2 separate regions of the Homo sapiens genome follow, and region 1 is linked to region 2. A link is a contact called in ENCODE Hi-C or POLR2A ChIA-PET data. All regions are on one chromosome and are shown on one strand. The core of a region is the stretch at or near the end of the contact, and the rest is flanking DNA. Distances in the headings are between cores, read along the strand shown.

Region 1 (3,444 bases), core at 701-3,200, 590 kb before region 2:
CCACCGTCTCCCAGGTTCAAGCGATTCTCCCATCTCAGCCTCCCGAGTAGGCTGGGATTACAGGCACCCGCCATCATGCCCGGCTAATTTTTGTATTTTAGGAGACGGGGTTTCACCATGTTGATCAGGCTGGTCTTGAACTCGTGACCTCAGGTGATCCACCCGCCTTGGCCTCCCAAAGTGCTAGGATTACAGGCGTAAGCCACTGCGCCCAGCCCAAGGACTAAATCTTAATGACTATGCTATCAATTTAAAGATCAAAAATGTCATGGAGGCCAGGTGTGGTGGCTCACGCCTGTATTCCCATCATTTTGGGAAGCCAAAGCGGTGGATCACTGAGGTCTGGAGTTTAAGACCAGCCTGGCCAACATGGTGAAATCCCGTCTCTACTAAAAATACAACAATCAGCTGTGTGAAGTGGTGGGCACCTGTAATCCCCAGCTACTTGGGAGGCTAAGGCAGGAGAATCGCTTGAACCTGGGAGGCGGAGATTGCAGTGAGCCAAGATCGTGCCACTGCACTCCAGCCTGGGTGACAGAGCAAGACTCTAAAAAAAAAAAAAAAAAAAAAAGAGTCATGGAACAGATACTCTTCAGTTACATACTATGTAAAACAATATACCGTTTTTTTCAAAAAGTGATATATAAAAGTTACAACATGGATCTTTACCTGGGTCACAATCTTCTATGGCTTCCCATATGTCTTCTATAACTAAGGATAACAAGTTTATCAAAACAAAACCAAGAAGCCTAAAATATACGATTACACAACCAATATATGCTTTATTTTGAAAGCTGTCATTTTCTCCTTAGAGATTATTTGGTCTTCAATCAAGAACTATGGGGGCGATTTAACTGGAAAAAGTCTGTTTTTAAAAAAGTTTTACACATAATAGTGTGTTTTATTAAAAATTGAAACCGCTTAAACCGCTGATTGCTACCATTCTTGCTTTGACAAAACTATCCCAAGCTAACACGTTGAACTGGTCAAGACTCAACTCTCAATCATTTTACATAGTTTTGGAAAATTACAACAAAACATAACAAAAGCCATTCCACTCTGGTGTGAGGTGCCACGTTTGAAGTAATTATATAAATAAATCATGGCTTTAAAATACAAAATGCTTAACTGCTTTTTTAAAAATTGAAAAAAAAAACACTAGTCTTGAGCCGTGAAGATCATAAATTAAGCTCAAAGCAAATAAATACGCGTTATAAGAAGCATACACTTAAAAGTAGTTACTCTTAGAAAATCCCTGAAATGGTAATGGTATGTATTTCACCTGGGGCAGTAAGGGACTGGTATTTTCGCTTCTTTTCTGGAGAATACAAAACTGAAAAGGCCACACTCTCTGCGGGTCGGCAAAAGAAAGGCTAAGACTGGAGGATCCCTAGATTGGGACAGGAGTAGAGGATTGCCTCAGATCTACAACTAAGTATGATCCCTTGTTTGTGTTTATAAAAACAAACGAAAAACTACACTGCCCCACAGACAGCTCCAAACTCAGTGGAAGAGAGGAGGGCGGGTGGGCGGCAGGTGTCAGGTAGCCTCCGCTCCACGCCTTTGTTGACTGTCGCCGTCCCCCACCCTCCCAGCTCCCGTACGGGGATTCCCGCACCAGGCGACAGGCGCCTCGGGGCGGGGTTCTGAGGAGGTCGCTAAGGACTGCACCGGGGCTTCCGGCCCGTCTGGGAAGCTTGCTTGGCTGGGCCGGGACGGACTCGACAGGGCGCGGAAGGGAGCGGTGGGCGCGCCCTGGGAGGCGAGCGCGTCGCAGCCTCACCTTGGACACCATTTTCTTGAGCTGGCTCTCCGACACCGCCATGACGGCCGCCTGGCGACTCCCTTCCCCGCAGGCAGAGGGTCAGCCGCTGCTGGGCTGCCCCAGACCGTCCCACACAATCGCACACCCCCAACCCGGCCTCAAACAACAGGAAGTCGGCACCACTACACCACTTCCGCTTCCACTACGTCACTTCCGGGCCGCCGTCCTGCGGGCAAGGGTGGACACCGTGTGGGATTGAGAGGGGCCTGGTGGGGTGGGTTCCAACCAACCCGCCCCTCGAGTGCCGGAATCAGCAGGACGAATCGGGTCCCAAAGATGTGGGCAAGACTGTTCCGAGGGTCGAAACTCTGGTTCAGGATAAGATTAGCAGGTATTTCACAGAGTCGACTTAAGGAAGCTAGTGCCGGAGAGGGAAGAAGTACGAAGGGCTTGCCAGTGAGCCTTAATGACTGATTGATCAAGTGGGAGGGCACTGCACTGGCGGTCAGAGAACTGTTCTGTCACTGACTTGCTCTTGTGATAATGGTAGGCTAGTGCATTTCTAGCTCAGGCGCAAATTTCTCCCGACTCTAAAGTCATACACTTGCCTTAGATGATGCCCAGTGGTCCTCTAATTAATGATTTTTTTTAAGCTTAAAGACCTTCATACTATACGTTGGCAAGGGTAAAGTGTAGAGCCTTTGTTTCACAAGAAGCCAGATAGTAATTTCTTCTCCAGGAAATCATTCCGTAAGTCAGAATTTCTCCTCTGTACCCACCCATAAATGATAATACAGGCCGTATTTTACCTGGTGCTGTATTTGTGTACCTGTCCGCTGTCAAAATCCAAGCCCTTGAAGGCAGGCTTCCTTCAGATCTTCATTGCCTTGCACAATGCAAGGGTAGGTACTTCCATCTTAATTGAATTTTTACTTCCCATAAAAATTCTTCATGGTGACTTACATTAGTCATCATTACACATCACCGTCAGTTTTGTAAGCACAGTGTCATTCAAGGTATTGTAAAATTTTGAGTTTGATGATGTGTGACAGTTTCAATTATTTTAGTACAGCCCTAATGAGAACAAGGCCGTAGTATTGATTCCCTTCAAAGTTGGCGTCTAAGTGAAGGTCACATTCACAAGGAGGGCCTAACTGAAAGCATGTGGAAGCATCATTATAAACTGTTGCTAACACGCACAAATAAAGGCTATTAATAGGTATTGTTTTTCTTTTTCTTTTTCTTTTTTTTTTTTTTTTGAGTCACTCTCACTCCATCGCCCAGGCTGGAGTGCAGTAGCACCATCTCGGCTCACTGCAACCTCCGCCTCTGTTTTTCAGCTCCTTAGTTAAGCATACAGCTCCAGTCAAACCAAACTAGAGGTCTGTCTGTCCTTCCATTTTACTTGCTGTTTTATGTCTTTTAAAAGCAAGAAGGTTTTCAAACTGTTCTTAAAGCCACGGCTTAACCAGGAGTCCCTTTAATTAGAGCAACTGTACCTTTGTGAGTTGGAGGAATGCCAGGTAATATATATTATTTATATATTTTATAAATGCAACATTTATAAATATTAAAATAAATTTTACATATATATATATATATATATATATATATATATATATTTTTTTTTTTTTTTTTTTTTTTTTTTTTTGAGACAGAGTTTTGCTCTTGCTTCCCAG
Region 2 (3,061 bases), core at 1-2,500:
AATGACACGCCTGTACATCCATCCATCCATCATTCATTAAAATTGTGCTGAGCATTTTCCATGTCCCAGTGCTGTGTTAGACACTGGGAGTTCAGAGATGGATCTGACATGGTTCCTATCCTCAAAGGGTTTGGGCTTTTGGGGGCAAGCCAGGGCTGACGTGCCCAAAGGACACAGACACTAAAGCAATAGTAATACATCTACGATTTTATTGTATCATAGCAATATTTTCCATGGAAAACCCAGCACTTTGTTGGATTTCTATTTATTTATTTTATGATTTAGTATTATTTTTATAAAATAAGGAAGTCATAATGTTTTCAGATCGTTTTCAAATTAGCTTCTAAAGGTCTTAATCTGGTTCCACTTGGCAACAGACACATCTAAGGAACCATTACAAAGAACTGTGTTAAGTGCTGGGCTAGAAAAACCCCAGTGTTTACTCGGGGCTGAAGTAGGAGAGCCCCACTGCCCCACTGGAACGCCCCAAGGGAAGGAGCCATCCCTAATGCTTGCTTCATAGACCTTCAAGCTGGACAGGGCTTAAATGCCAGCTCCTCCAGTGCCCTCCACAAAGGGTCGTGGAGGTCAGGGGGGAGGTGCACTTCAAGTGGGAGGCTCTCGCCCACTCCCCCTCTAGCCTGCGCCGTAGAACTCATTTTTTGTTTCATTTGAGGAAACAGAACCTCAGGCGGTAGAGGTGACTTGCCCAAGATCACGCAAATGGAGTGGAAAACATTTAAATAGCTAACATCTATTGATTCCTTTTTATATGTAACGCACGGGCTGAGGGGCTTTACATGCGTTTTCTCATTTAATCCTCCTGATAATTCCATGAAGTAGGTACCCTTATTTTCCTCATTTCACAGATGAGAAAATTGAGGTAAAATAAGAGACTTTCACAAGGTCATTTAGCAATTAAGTAGCCAAGTCCAGATTTGCTCTCAATAGATGGTGGTTGACGTTGGAATAACAGTCTGATCCTGACCCTGGACGCACATCTGGGGCCCGTGGCACCTGGGGCAGGGAGGGGCGCTCGGTCCTGGGCTGGGGCTGGGGGAGCGACCGGCACGGGCGGGCCGGGGGTGGAGCCTCTGGCGAGCTGTTCACAGCGGGCTTCCCAGGAGGTGAGAAAGTCCCGCCCCTAGCCGATGGAGGGCTGGGATTGGTTCTCCGGGACCGATTGACGGCTCAGGGCACGAGCGGGGACCGCAGCGGCGGAGGTGAGGGCGCCAGCAGGAAGTGGGAGAAGAGGCGACCCAAGGCGGGCTGGCGGGCTGGCGGCAGTCGCTACTTGCCTAGTAGCCTCAGCCGCTGTGGGCTCCTGGGGAGATGGAGGGGCCGGGGCTGGGCTCGCAGGTGAGTGCGGCCGGGCGGTGGCTGTCCTGGGGGCCGGGAGAGCGGCTGCAGCTGTGGAGGAAAGGATGGTGTGGGTGAGAGGCCGCTCGATGAGGGGGTTTCGGGAGCGGCGGGGCCTAGGTCTGGGAAGCGGGAGCCTGGAAACACCACGAACGATGCTGGAAATTGTCTCTGAGGCGACTGGGAAGAAAAGGCGAGGACTGAGGGGTGAGGGCCCGAGCCGGCCCCTCCAGCCTCCATCCCTGGCCAGGGCGCCCCCTGGGGCCGGTACCCGGAGCCCGGCGGGGACCTCTGTGGGCCTGGGGAGGGGACGATGGCCCTTCCCGGGAGAGGTGTCAGGTGACACACCTGATTCGGACCCGCCCGTCTTGACGTTGGCCCGGAGTCGGAGCGGTTCTGTTGATTTCTTTTTCAGCCCTGGCGTCTTAGCACCCGCCTTCACCCCACCCAGTCCAGTTTTCGCTCCTGTTTCCGCATCCTTGCTTACTCCTTGAAATAATTAAGGCTGCTTGTTTAGGATGGAGGAAAGGGGCGTGGAGAGGGGAGGTACACCACAGCGATCTGCAGAATCTCAAAGGACAATATTCCGTGGAGGAGGTGTTATATAAAAGCCAGACGGAGGTCCAAAGAAGCCAGGCGGGCCAGTCGGAGAAGTTACAGGAGGTAGATGTTGTCTCCAAGAAAACAAGATTTTTGTGCTTTTTGCTTATGGCCCTTTCCTAGTGCCTAGAGTACTGACTAGTATATTGTAGACGTTCACTTAATATTTATTGAATAAATGCAGAATTTCCAGGTTCAGCCAGTTTTAGTGAGTGCATAACCCATGTCAGATGCTTTCATATGCATTATTTTATTCCAGAATTGAAGCATCCTTAAGAAGATATTATCCCCATATACAGATGAGAACGAACACTAAAGCTGTCTTCAGCTGGAATCAGTTAGGCGGTAGATTCTCAGTTTGGGATGATTGGATTACCTGATCTCTAAAAACGTTTTTCCAGTCCCGAGAGTGTTCCTCATGCTTTCCCTTTCCCTTCTTTCAGCACGATCTTGTGTAGGTTTAAGTGAGGGACAAGATGTCTGGGGAAATGTCAAGGTGTTCTTATTGGTTATTCTTGAATTTTAACAGAAAAAAAATAGTTCTCAGGCAGACTGGATTTTACCAAAGGGTGTTGAATCTTCACATGGAAACAGCGCCTCATTCTTTTTCTCAGAGAGGCTCAAAGAAAAGTTGGTAGGAGTAACTATTATGTCTTAATTACTGCCACTCATTTACAGAAGGCTTCAAGTGCTTAAAGTTCACTCTCTCATGCTGAAGGGAAGATTAGCCTTGTCCCAGTTCCATGGCCTATAGAGAGGGAGAGAATGATTTGGTGGTTGAATTTAGTAGGGAAAGGTAGAGAGATCATTGTCGTTGTTAATAATAATTGCTCTTGTTCACTTTTTCAGTAATGTGAAGACCTCACCTATATATACTGCTTTGCAGTTTGCAAAATACTTCCCCATTTTTGATCCTCACTATAATCCTCTGAGGTGGGGAGAAATGATTATTCTGATTTTAGAAATGAGAACAGAGGCTCAGAAAACTGGAATCACTTGCTACAAGTCAAATAGCTGCTAAGTGATAGAGCCAAGACTTCAGTCGTTCATTCAGCAAATGTGTTTTGAATGTCTGCCAGGCACCGTTTTAGGTGCTGTGATA

The links. Hi-C counts contacts between places; a loop is a spot of excess contacts on that map. ChIA-PET counts read pairs that join two places held with the same protein, here RNA polymerase II (POLR2A). Pooled maps may share reads with other maps.
Region 1: a map of CD4-positive, alpha-beta T cell shows a loop between it and region 2 (4-fold over the local background). The contact joins the promoter of TSG101 here to the promoter of ZDHHC13 in region 2. A Hi-C loop is called at or near these places in 1 of 168 maps with a recorded cell type or tissue (CD4-positive, alpha-beta T cell) and 9 of 50 pooled maps. POLR2A ChIA-PET finds 5 or more read pairs at or near these places in 1 of 52 experiments (OCI-LY7).

Annotation. Positions count from the first base shown.
Region 1 is chr11:18,524,992-18,528,435 of GRCh38, forward strand. It overlaps TSG101 (tumor susceptibility 101), which reads right to left and starts at 1,951. Exons shown (of 10, transcript NM_006292.4): 1 at 1,784-1,951. The coding sequence starts at 1,825. RefSeq lists an enhancer at 2,111-2,220.
Region 2 is chr11:19,115,918-19,118,978 of GRCh38, forward strand. It overlaps ZDHHC13 (zDHHC palmitoyltransferase 13), which reads left to right and starts at 1,251. Exons shown (of 17, transcript NM_019028.3): 1 at 1,251-1,359. The coding sequence starts at 1,333. RefSeq lists silencers at 981-1,220, 1,271-1,350, 1,441-1,670.